Linked DNA regions of Homo sapiens: region 2 is linked to region 1. A link is a contact called in ENCODE Hi-C data. All regions are on one chromosome and are shown on one strand. The core of a region is the stretch at or near the end of the contact, and the rest is flanking DNA. Distances in the headings are between cores, read along the strand shown.

The links. Hi-C counts contacts between places; a loop is a spot of excess contacts on that map. Pooled maps may share reads with other maps.
Region 2: a pooled map shows a loop between it and region 1 (12-fold over the local background). The contact joins the promoter of SOX1 here to the promoter of NALF1 in region 1. A Hi-C loop is called at or near these places in 1 of 168 maps with a recorded cell type or tissue (naive thymus-derived CD4-positive, alpha-beta T cell), 1 of 37 single-sample maps with no recorded cell type and 6 of 50 pooled maps.

Annotation. Positions count from the first base shown.
Region 1 is chr13:107,866,246-107,872,159 of GRCh38, reverse strand. NALF1 (NALCN channel auxiliary factor 1) reads left to right here and starts at 4,664. Exons shown (of 3, transcript NM_001080396.3): 1 at 4,664-5,914. The coding sequence starts at 5,564. It overlaps LOC124903206 (heparan sulfate glucosamine 3-O-sulfotransferase 4-like), which reads right to left and starts at 5,487. Exons shown (of 1, transcript XM_047430833.1): 1 at 1-5,487. The coding sequence starts at 5,263. The coding sequence ends at 4,700. RefSeq lists an enhancer at 3,628-4,196.
Region 2 is chr13:112,063,795-112,069,708 of GRCh38, reverse strand. SOX1 (SRY-box transcription factor 1) reads right to left here and starts at 2,560. Exons shown (of 1, transcript NM_005986.3): 1 at 1-2,560. The coding sequence starts at 2,050. The coding sequence ends at 875. The region is part of intron 1 of SOX1-OT (SOX1 overlapping transcript); the gene reads right to left.

The DNA.
Region 1 (5,914 bases), core at 3,415-5,914:
TCTTAGGTTAGAAAAAGTTACTAAGGGGTTCTTGTTAAAAATAGTTTCCTTGGACCCCAGCCTAGTTCTACTGAGGCAGGTCTCTGGAGAGGGGCCCAAGTTGACTAAGTCTCTACTTGATTCTCTGCCCACCAACATTAGAAAATCACTGAGCTGGAGCATGGTGGAAGTACACAGATAGAGAGAAAATGCTAGTTTGCCAAATCAACCCTATCAAATCAAGGTGGAAATGCAATTACAGAAAGCCCCAGGCACATTTCCCATCTTGGTAACTAACTAGAGCCCTCAGGTACCTCATGATGCTAGAATCTGCTTTTATCTTAAAGAGAGGTTTACATTCACAAATTATAGTGGAATTAAAAGCTTATAGATCAGTCTTATATTTTTCCACAAATAAACTTTGACTATTCTTTATGAGCTCTTTATGTTTAATTTGTTTTAAAAAATGTAGACATTTGCCAGTGTGGTGGCTCATGCCTGTAATCCCAGCACTTTGAGAGACTGAGTCAGGAGGATCAGTTGAGGCCAGGAGTTCTAGGCCAGACTGGGCAATACAGGGAGACCACATCTCTACAAAAAATAAAAGTAAAAATAAAAATTAGCTGGACATGGTGACATGCACCTGCGGTTCTAGCTGCTCGGTAGGCTGAGGTGGGACAATCTCTTGAGCCCAGGATTTTGAGACTGAAGTGAGCTATGATCGCACCATTGCACTCCAGCCCAGGGGACAGAGCTAGACTCCATCTCAAAACTACAACCACAAAAATAAGTAGAAAATGTAGACATGCTCATCAAGAATTTGCACATTGCCTGTGAATTCTAAAAGCACAAAAGTCTTTTTTGAGATTAATGTGTATATAAGAGCATAATCCATTTTCACTTATATGTGTCACATAAACAGTATATGAGAACAACAAAGGGTGTACCTAATTTCGTGTTTTCAGGATGCATTCAGTGTGAAAAAAGAAAATATCTTGGGGTTGTTATTTACTTGATTTATGGAGTGGACATATTTAAGCAATGGCCTTCACTAGATAAGAAGATATTCTGGATTTGCCTGTTTTTCTTTGGTAAAATTATTTGGCAGATGTTAATTTTAAGGGATAAGGATAAATACTTGAGAAGACAACAAATATATCATTTTGTTGTTTTTATAACGTAAAGGCAGAATAAGAAACCCATCTCCCAATGCATAACAACTTTAGCCATTTAAATAGGAATAAAAGCACTGATTCCCATGAAAATAAGCATGATCAAATAACGTAAGAGCTTTGAATTTTTGAAGGTTATAAACATAAATGACCCCCTGAACAGTAATCCTGGAGCTATGATATACATGTAGATTGTTTCTGCAATGTTTTCTTGTTCAGAGTACATCCTGTTAGCAGATCCCTCAATATAATGTATTTGCAACTGTCTACTATTCAGCAGCCTTCTGAAATGTGCTGGTGCTATTAAACTTCTCTATTCCATTAGTCACACTCCTAGGTAAAACCTACGTAGGAGTTTCTAGACTCCACAGCCTGATTTTCCTGATATAAATGAAACCTACATTCCAGCCAAGCTATTTGCTCTTCCTTGCCACTATGCAATATTTTAGCTGATAAGCTAATAAGAATCAACATTTACTAATCTAGTTAACGCCTTCTCCAAACATATTTCTCGTTTTGATTTTAGTGAACAGTGATGTTCATGAAAACGAACATTGAAGTCACAATCTAAATTTCCTTAATGAATCCATCTCTTTCAGGAGAAAAGCCAATTTCCTTTGAGTATTATACAGTATCATTCATAACAGAGCCCCAGCCTTTCTCTCCAGCCTCTTCCCTTACCCCCTCCCAATATACAGGTCACACACAACACAGCCCACTTATCTGTCAGTAGTCCTACCAGTGCCCTGGGCTCCTTCAAGGTCCCAAGTCCTTGAAATTTGCTGTCCTTCTGAATTGTCCTTTTCTCCTCCCTAGAAGACTTCTTTCTGCTCCCGTTAAATGTCCCCAATTCCTATCTATCCCTAGTCCCTCTTAAAATCCAACTGGAGTTTACTGCTCTACTCTGAAGTCTCAAAACATGCTAATCTTCACAGATTACCTTGTATTGTAATTGTTGGCCTAGTTAGTATTATCTGCCCCTTGACTAAGCTTCAAGAGGCCAGACTTGGTCTTTTATCTGTCTTCCAACAGTTCATTCTAGAACCAACACACAACAAACAAAAGTCAAATTGGTTCTCAACAGTTTACTTTCAGTGGGCTTGCGTCCTTAAAATTGTCTTTTATAAAAATATCCTAATTCATGAGAAACATTAGAGGAAGGCAAGGCCCAGCTTACTTAAAAATAATTAACTATAGTCTGTTACATAAAGTAAAAATAGATTAAACACTATTATTTTAATGCAGTATATAAGACTTTTACTAAGTATCACTGAACTACCTTCTGAGACATGATTTTTACTAGATCTGAATAGTAATAAGATAAGTCACAGAGTCTTCTTTTGCTTCGGTTCCTTGTTTGATAATTATGAACCTTTAAATTTATATTGTTTATTTTATTTCCCCTAGTTTTCGTTCTCTTTCTGATTTAATCACACATGCAGAGTAAGACATTGGATGCTAATAATCTCAGCCACCATTAAAATGTTTGTGTCTGATTAAAATTAATGCATTATTGAAGGGAAATATATTATTATCTAATAAGTGTGGATGTGTATTCTATCATACTTCAATCCTTCGAAAATGCTGGACTAGTGAATATCACAAAACAGGAAATTAGTAATACAAAATAAAAATGTTAGGAAGATGCTGTAAAATGAAAATACTGATTATATCTGGGTGTTGATATCACCATGACTTTTTAAATTGCTCTTCTGATTTTTACACCTTTTTTACAATGCACAAACTGTACTTGTATAATAATAGTTATGTCAGCGAGAATGTATGCACTCGTATTTAGTTAAGAAATATTGTGGCATGTACAGTACAGTCCTGATTAATAAACAATCTGGTTAATAAATAATAATTTTGTCTGTATTATGAGGAAAAACTGACATTACTCAGAAATTCAACACACTGAAATCGAAAGTACTAGAATGATCTACTTACACAAATCGTCTTTTAAAACACTACATGACACTTGAGTAAACCAGCCATCAAACAGGACGCGGCTTTTGGATGATCATTACCTATAGTTGGTAAGAACTGAAAATTTTTAGGGGTAAAATTTAGTGTATACAGTACCTTATTATGCAGCAGAAGAGGCTAGTAGGTCGAATCCTGCCCAAGAGGTTTTGCAATTTTCTCTTTAAAAAACACCTACTTCTCCCGCATCCCCAACACCCACAGCGCTCCTTAAAGGAAAATGGATACGGATGCCCCATCCCTTTGGTTTCTCAATGCATTTTACTTAGAAAGAGGTCACCTAGTAAGACCCATGTGGTGAATGTGCACCCGGGCGGGGCATGAGGGTCCTTGGAAAGCACCGCAGAGAGGGCGACACCGCAAACCGCTGTCCCACGCGACCCCCGGGGCGAGCCGGGGCAGCGCTGCACTCGGTGCGCACCGGCAGCGTCTGGCACCCACGCCACCTGCTGCTCCCGCGGGTCTGGCAGGGGCAAGGGGCGGAGTGGGCAGGATCTTCAGATCAAAGGAGACCGATGCTTGCCCACGGCATCCAGCGTAGGAGCCGGAATCGAGGTGACCCCAGATTTTCCCAGAGTGTCTGTCTCCTTTCCCTTCTCAGAACTCCGAGAGCCAACGCTAAGGGGCACCAGAGGCTCAGACTGCGGCGGCGACTCGCAGGCACCCAGCTCGCCCGCGGCTGCGGAGGTCCTCGGAGGAGCCCACCCGGGAGGGGGTCTGGACGCAGGCAGCGGGGGCAGAGGGAGGGTCGAAGCCGCTCCAGAGGGTCCAGGTCCGAGGAGGAGCCCTCGGAGACGCGGACGGTGCGCGCGGAGGGCAGGGCTAGGCAGTGACCCCGGGTGGCACAGGGCTTACTGTTTCTTCCTAAGACTCTATGAGGCCACTTCTAATCGTTTACTTTAGAATAGGAAAGAAAACATAGACAAATGGGTGGCTGTCACCCAGGCAGCTACACGGTCGATGCAGGTGCACAGGCGTGCGCGCCATTCTCCCGTGTCACACAGCAGGACGGAATAACTGCACGCACTGGGAGCGATGGATCTCGCGGTCCGGGATCCGAGACGCATTCAGAGACCAAATGTCACCTCATCCCTCCTCTAGCCAATTCGAGCTTCCTCCGCGGACCCCCACCTTCCATCCGAAGTGGCTCGGTCCTTAGTTGAGAGGACTCTGCCCAGACCCTCGCACCAGTAGAGACCTCTGCCCGGGCGCCTGCAACTCGGACGCTTCCCGGAGCCAGAGCGTGCGGGCGGCGCGGCCGCGAGGAGCCTCACCGGCCATGCCGTCCGCAGTCTGACTTTTATTTTTCTCTTCAGTGATTAAAACAAAATATCGTGGACAGGGGGACAGAAAGGAAAGAGCAGGCGCCTGAGCCCGGGGAGCCGGGCGGGGGCCCCCGGGCCCCGCGGCCCCGCCGCCGCCCGCCCCCGCGCGCCTTCTCCCTCCTCCCGGGCCGAGCCGGCGCCACTGCGCCAGGATGGAGCGAGCTCGGCGCGGGAGGAGATGACGCAAAAGCCAGCGCTCCCCCCAAAAAAGTGTTTCTCCAGGACGAAGATGGCGGCAACTTAGCCCGCGGACTGAAGATGACTGTGGCTCTCGGGAGGCCCAGCCCAGGCGATTCGGCCCGGAGCTCCGCGGGAGGCGGCGTCAGCAGTCGGAGCCCCGGCGGCGGCGCCCGCGGGCGGCCCTGCGGCAGCGGCGGCGGCGGCGGCGGCGGCGGCAGCACTTAGAGCGCGGGGTGGGGGGTGGGGGGGAGGGAGCGCCCCGCCGGAGGCAGCCCAGGCTCCGGACTCTGGGAGAGCCAGCGCGGAGCAGGAGCGGGAGGCGGAGGAGAAGAAGAAGGAGAAGGAAAGGAAGGAGGAGGAAGAGGAGGAGAAGAAGAGGAGGAGGAGGAGGAGGAGGGGAGGCGCTCCGGGCGCCGTCAGTGGGCAGCGGAGGCGCGGCATGCCCCTGGCAGGGGAGAGCGGGCTGGGCTCCGCGGGGCCATGGGGACCCGCGCGCTGACAATGCCTGGGTGACCGGAGCCGCGCCAGCCACCCTGTCACCTCCACCATCGCCCCCTGCACCCAGCCTCGCCGCCGGCCACCAGCACCAGCCTCCTCCGTCTCTCTCTCTCTCTCTCTCTCCATTATTGTTTCCCACTCTACAGAGGATGGGGTCGGCTGATGATTAGGAAGCAAGTCAGACCTTCCTTCAAAGCCTGGTAATATTTATGTAGGCAAAAGAGACAGAGAGAGATAAAAGAGAGGGAGAGGGAGAGAGAGAGAGAGGAGAGAGGGAGAGGGGAAGAGAGAGAAAGAGAGAGAGGAGAGAGAAGAAACGGGAGGAGGGGATAAGGAAATTAAACCCTTTAAGTCAATGCATATTGTGGTGACACCGGCACAGGCGCCCTCACGGTGGAGTCGGCCAGGGCTGTGCGTTCCCAAAATATGACCAGGGGTGCTTGGATGTGTCGGCAGTATGACGACGGCTTAAAAATCTGGTTGGCAGCACCCCGAGAGAACGAGAAACCGTTCATCGATTCCGAGAGGGCTCAGAAATGGCGACTGTCTCTGGCATCTCTCTTGTTTTTCACAGTCCTGCTCTCTGATCACTTGTGGTTCTGCGCCGAGGCCAAGCTGACCCGGGCCCGGGACAAGGAGCACCAGCAGCAGCAGCGGCAGCAGCAGCAGCAGCAGCAGCAGCAGAGGCAGCGGCAGCAGCAGCAGCAGCAGCGGCGGCAGCAGGAGCCCTCCTGGCCCGCGCTCCTGGCGAGCATGGGGGAGTCCTCGCCCGCCGCC
Region 2 (5,914 bases), core at 1,311-3,810, 4.2 Mb before region 1:
GTCAGATTTCCTCATTGCATTTTGAACTCATAAAACATGCACATAAAAATAGCATGTTACAAATTTATGGAGAAAATGGGCTCTGTCTCTTAAATTTGTTGACTCGAAACATTTTGGGTGGGGGGTCTTTTTTCGTTTTTAGAAGAAAGGCTTTTTAGAAAACTATGTACATAATCTGACTTCTCCTCCCCGCATTGCAACGCCGAAAATAAAATTTTTCACAATGCATTTACAAGAAATAATACAAAACCCAAAAAAAAAAATGGAAATGCTCAGATACATAAAGTTTTACAAAACCCAGAATATAACTCCGCCGTCTGAAGGAGGGGGTGGTGGTGGTAATCTCTTTGTATAAATTAACAAACCAACCCAAAAGAGCGGTAACAACTACAAAAAACTTGTAAGTGCTTGGACCTGCCTTACTACATTTATAACAAATGCGACGAGCTCCGCGTCACTTGGGCTCCGGCGGTCGGCGCCGTCCGGAAGCAACGCGGAGGAAAGTGAGCGCGCCGGCCGGTATACAAAAGTGGGCTTCGCCTCTCGCCTCGTTTTGACTTTTTTGTCCCCTCGAGCAAAGAAAACGCTTTCCGCTTCCTCCGTAGGTGATAAATACTGTACAAAAAGTCTCAAGAAAACACCGAAGTTCAGTCTAAAACCCAAGTCTGGTGTCAGCGCCCGGCGGTCGCCAGGGTCTCCGGGGAAGGTGAGTGGGGGACACGCGTCACCCGGCGTTCGTCTCCAGTATTTTCCTTTTGACAAGAATGTGGGAACGTCTGTACAAAAGCCACGCCGCGCCGGGGCGGGGCGGGAGCCGGGCGCGGGCCGCGAGCTCGTGGGTCGCCGCCGCAGAGTCCCCGGCGTCCCGAAGGCGCTAGATGTGCGTCAGGGGCACCGTGCCGTTCACGCCCGCGCCCGCGCCCTGGTAGTGCTGCGGCAGCGAGTGCAGCCGGCTCTGCGCCGCGGCCGCTGCTGCCGCCGCCGGGTCGCCCCCCTCGCCGGCGGGCAAGTACATGCTGATCATCTCGCGCAGGTCCCCGGGGCACGGCGCCCGCGAGTGCGCTGGGGCGGGCGGGCTGCCGCTGGGCTCCGACTTCACCAGAGAGCCCAGCGCGCCCAGGGCGCCCGACGACGCGGCCGCCGCCGCCGCCGCCGCCGCCACGGCCGAGTTCTGGTGCGCGCCGCCCGCAGCGGCGGCGGCGGCGGCCGCGGCGCCGTAGGGGAGGCCGCCGTAGCCCGAGGGCGACGCGCTCATGTAGCCCTGCGAGTTGGAGATGGGGCTGTACTGCAGCGCGCCCATGTCGTAGCGGTGCATGGGCTGCGGGTTGTGCGGGTGCGCGTGCGGGTGGTGCGGGTGCGGGTGCGCGGGGTGCGCGTGCGGGTGCGCGCCGCCCGCGCCCGGGTGCTGCCCGTAGGCCAGCTGCGCCTCCTGCATCATGGCCGCGGCCGCCGCCGCCGCCGCCACCGAGCCGGGGTAGGCGCCGTTGGCCCAGCCGTTGACGTGCGCGTAGCCGCCGCCCGCCGCGCCGCCTGGGCTCTCCAGGCGCTGGCCCACGGCCGCCGCGCCCACGCCCACGCCCACGCCCATGGCCACAGCCGCGCCGCCGCCACCCGCGCCGGCCGCCAGGAGCCCGCCGGCCAGCGAGTACTTGTCCTTCTTGAGCAGCGTCTTGGTCTTGCGGCGCGGCCGGTACTTGTAATCCGGGTGCTCCTTCATGTGCAGCGCGCGCAGCCGCTTGGCCTCGTCGATGAACGGCCGCTTCTCGGCCTCGGACATGACCTTCCACTCGGCCCCCAGGCGCTTGCTGATCTCCGAGTTGTGCATCTTGGGGTTCTCCTGGGCCATCTTGCGCCGCTGCCCGCGGGACCACACCATGAAGGCGTTCATGGGCCGTTTGACCCGGTCCTGGTTGGCCTTGGCGCCCCCGCCGCCGCCGCCGCCCCCGCCTCCGCCCCCGCCGCCGCCCGCCCCGGCGGGGCCCGAGAGGTTCGTGGGGGCCTGGGCGCCGCCGGGCGAGTGCAGGTCGGTCTCCATCATCATGCTGTACATCGGGGCGGCTGGCGGGTTCACCGGCACCGCGAGGAGAGGGCCTGGAGCATAGACGGCCGGGGTGGGAGGGAGACGGAGAGGAATTCAGACGGAGTGAGACGGGGGCGGGGGGGTCCTAGCGGAGAGAAGAATGGGGAGGGGTGGAGGCAACGACAACAAAAAAAGGCAGAAACACACGCACTCGGCGCCGGTTCGGCTCGCAGGTGGAAAGTTTCTCCTGATGCACAAACCACTTGCCAAAGAGGCCGACGGTCGGGGTCGCCGTCTTCGCCGCCACCGCAGCCCAGGCGCCCTCGGCGGAGCGGTGCAAACAGGTGCAGTCGTGGCCAAGTTGCAGCTCCGCTTTTGGGGCCGGGAGCGGTGCGCTGGGCCCGGCCCGGGGTGTGCTGTCTCCTCGCCGGCCGCCGCTGCGCGCTGTCTCCTTCCTCCTGCGCTCGGTCCTCAGCGGCCTCCAACTCGGAGGCTGCAACTTCTAGCAGGGCGGCGCGCCGCGTGCGCTGGGCATGTGCTGGTCCCAGGTGCCCGGGGGAAGCCAGGCGCCAGTGGCGGGGGGGGGGAGGCGCAGGGGGGCCTGCAGGGGGCGATTACGGTGCAGCCAGGGAGGGGCCCGGGGACAGCGGGAGGAGCGCGGGCTCGCGGAGAGGGCCGGAGAGCCGGGGCCGCCGAGCCCGGGATGGGCTGCCCGCTGCCTGCCCGGGGCCGTGCGCTCGGAGCGGAGGCGCACGCGGGGCCGGCGGCGCGCGGGGCCCAGCAGCCATACGCCGGGCCCGGGCTGCCATTAAATGAGCGCGCCGCGGCCAATGGGAGCCGGCGGCGGCGGTGATTTGCATGGCGCGCTGGCGAGTGACGTGGGGAGGGAGTAGATACACTGGGCGCGGGCGGCGGAGCGGGGAGGAGGGGAGGAAGGAGGGGGAGCAAAGCAGGAAGGAGGGGGGAGGAGGCCCGGGAGGGGGTGACAGCCACACCGCTTCCTGAGCGCGCGCGCGCGGCGGCGGCGGCGGCGGCGAACCCCGAGCTCGCCCTCCTCGCCGCTCCCCGCCCGCGCGTTCCGAATGATTAACGATTGGGTTGAAAAGCGAAGACTAAGAAAGGATCGTCGTGGGGTGGGGGGAGGAAACGCAGCCCCTGGCCAGGTTTAAACGGGCGCAGTGGAGACCCAGCTCCTCCTCTGCCCCCGCCGGCCAACTCTGTGCCTGCAGGGAAGGGGAAAGTTGAGTGCGGGGCTGGCACGTCGCCCTCAGTTCCCCCGAGTGCTGAAAAGGAGGGGCGCTCCCTTGGACGCAGGGGATACCCTCCGAGGGCCCCTGCAGGTTCTCTGCAAGGATCAGGCGGCTCAGCCATCCCCCGCCCTGCATCCGTTCTCGGCCGCGGCGTGCACTGAAGTTCGCCAGTGCCCGCTCTTGCAGCGAAGGCCTTCACAGTCCAGGCCCCACAATTCGGGTAAAGGGGGAGTATTTGTGTGGGCATGGCTCCATAGCTTCGTTTAGTATCAGCCCTAAACTTTTGTGGGGAGGAGTCTTTCAATGAGCCCGGGGCCATAGTCACGCACTCTTCCCAACCCGGATCTTCTTCCTCTGGAAAAGGAATTTCTAGGAAGGCCGAACACAACAAGATCTATCTGGAATCTAGTTCCTGAACAACAGTTGAAAAAGTTTGTTGAATCGCAAAATAATGATATGGCGCACGCTTTTCTGGAGTGAATTTCCCACGAGCTGGTTGCCTAAGAACGGAGAAAACTGCGTGAACTGCGCGGGGCCACATAAACCGAATGAAAGGCGGGGCCTCAGGACGGGTCTCAGCCGCCGGTCTGCGTCATGCAAAGGAAAGGCCTGGCTCGTGGAAAGAGTAAGGCATTCACCTGTGGTTATCATTCTTAAACCTCAAAGTGGCTTTGATTTGGGAACGTGAAAGAGATTTTCAAACGCAGTCTCAAGTAGCATAGCGCTCACACTACCGTTTCCACCAGACTGATCTGAAAGTGGTCCAAAGACGACTTTTGAGCCCAAGTATTCCTCCTCTGCCCTCCCCGAGGCACCCTGAGATGAGAGTGCTTGTGGAGATTGGTGGTGGGTAAAGTAGAACCTTCACCGCATGTCACATGTCTGCCTGTCTTGTAGTAGGAATATTCAGTAAAGATGATGATAACGGTAATAGGAGTAATAGGATGTTTGAGTCTGTTGGGCAGCGAACACGTGACACCTTTTTTTTCCTCTTAAAAAAACTTCTGAGGTTGTGAATTTCTTGACCCTGTTGCTTGTCCAAGGTAAAAGAATAATGCTTTATTTCCTCTCAATTGCTATGATTATTACTGTAGGGTTTGTTTTATTATTGCAGGGTTGCTACAGTGTGAAGTGCAACAGCAAATTGATCTCTCTGCAGATTAAACTGCTTTCATTCCAGGCCATTCAGCATTTACTAGTAAATCCATCAAGTAATATATAATTATATTAGAAAGGGAACATCATTTTATATTTATTTTTTCACTAAATATCTAGGTTATAAACTGGGCTTCCAACTACCTTCTTATTTCACCAGTCGAGTTTGTTAAATCTTTTGATTTGTTACATGCACTACCTACAAATATCAGTTACATTGTGAATGAACAAAAAAGGAGCAATAATATTGTTTGGGAATGCTATAGCCCCATTTTTTTCTTTGATAATTTAGGAGGCAATGGGTGTGCAGTGAGATCCAGTGTGTTATGGAAAGTCAGCAAGACTGAAATAAAGGAAATGGTTTACAAATTATAAACTATATTATCCACTTAGCAGTTGAAAGATTTCTTTCCTCTGCTTTTCAATTTAGAGTTTAAACTAAATAGCTTAAGACTCCCTGAAAATGCTTTGTATGAATCAGGCTTGGCACATTATTTTCCATATCAATGGAGCAATTTATTTTATAAACACCCTGCACTCCAGTGTGCTTTGCAGGAATGCTTTATGCTTTGGGGAACTTGGATAGCTGACTTTGAAATGGTCTACTTTTTTTCTACCATAGTCCCGAAAATTGTTTCCAAATACGACGTTACCCTTGTTTTTCAGAGCATCTAAATAAGAGGAAAATGGTTTAGCATCCTGTGAGCTCACACTAGTGCTCAACGTTCAGGGTGCTCTCCATAAGCCCTCTTCAGTGACGAGATGTTCCCTAGGCCCAAGCGGCTGCACGCACTATGTGTGGCCACCTGCATAAGTATTAAACCAAAGCTGCAGGTGTAACTTGTTGCCAAGCGATAAATGATTGGCAGCAGCAGGCAGTGCCAATTAGGCAGCACAGGGCACTGCATGCTAGACCTCTGTGCCTTCATTCCTGGCATGAGGATTGACGAGCATAATATTAACTCCTGCTGGTGATCGATGGCTTCTGGAAGCCTCAATTTCTTGCTCCTTCTAAACTCTTTCCTCAGTGACTCTTTAAGAAGAGAGAAGACAGTCCAAAACCAGTTTGAAAAGCACCTCCTTCTCCCTTCTACCTCCAGCCAAGTTGGCAGTTACCTCCTTCAAACCCAGTACTTTCCCAAAGGCTGGACTCCTGGAGATTTGAACACTGACTTCCCTATTCCCAAGTAATGTAATAGGAAGTCTAGACCCCCAGGCACAGGGTTACTGTCACTGTTGATTGACCAAACTTGCTTTTTTGGCAGCTCAGAAACTTCATTGTGCCTCTTTGCTCAAAATGCCAAAGCGAAGATCAACTTAGAAATGTGGATAAAGACACTTTCTATTGTTGTATGTAACCTGTGGTCATAATCTTCAAAGCCAATCCAGAACCAAGCCATCCCTAGAAGTTACACGCACACATATATGCCTGTATGTATGTGATAGGTTAAGCCATTATGCAAGAAACCTCAACTTTCAAGTAAATTGA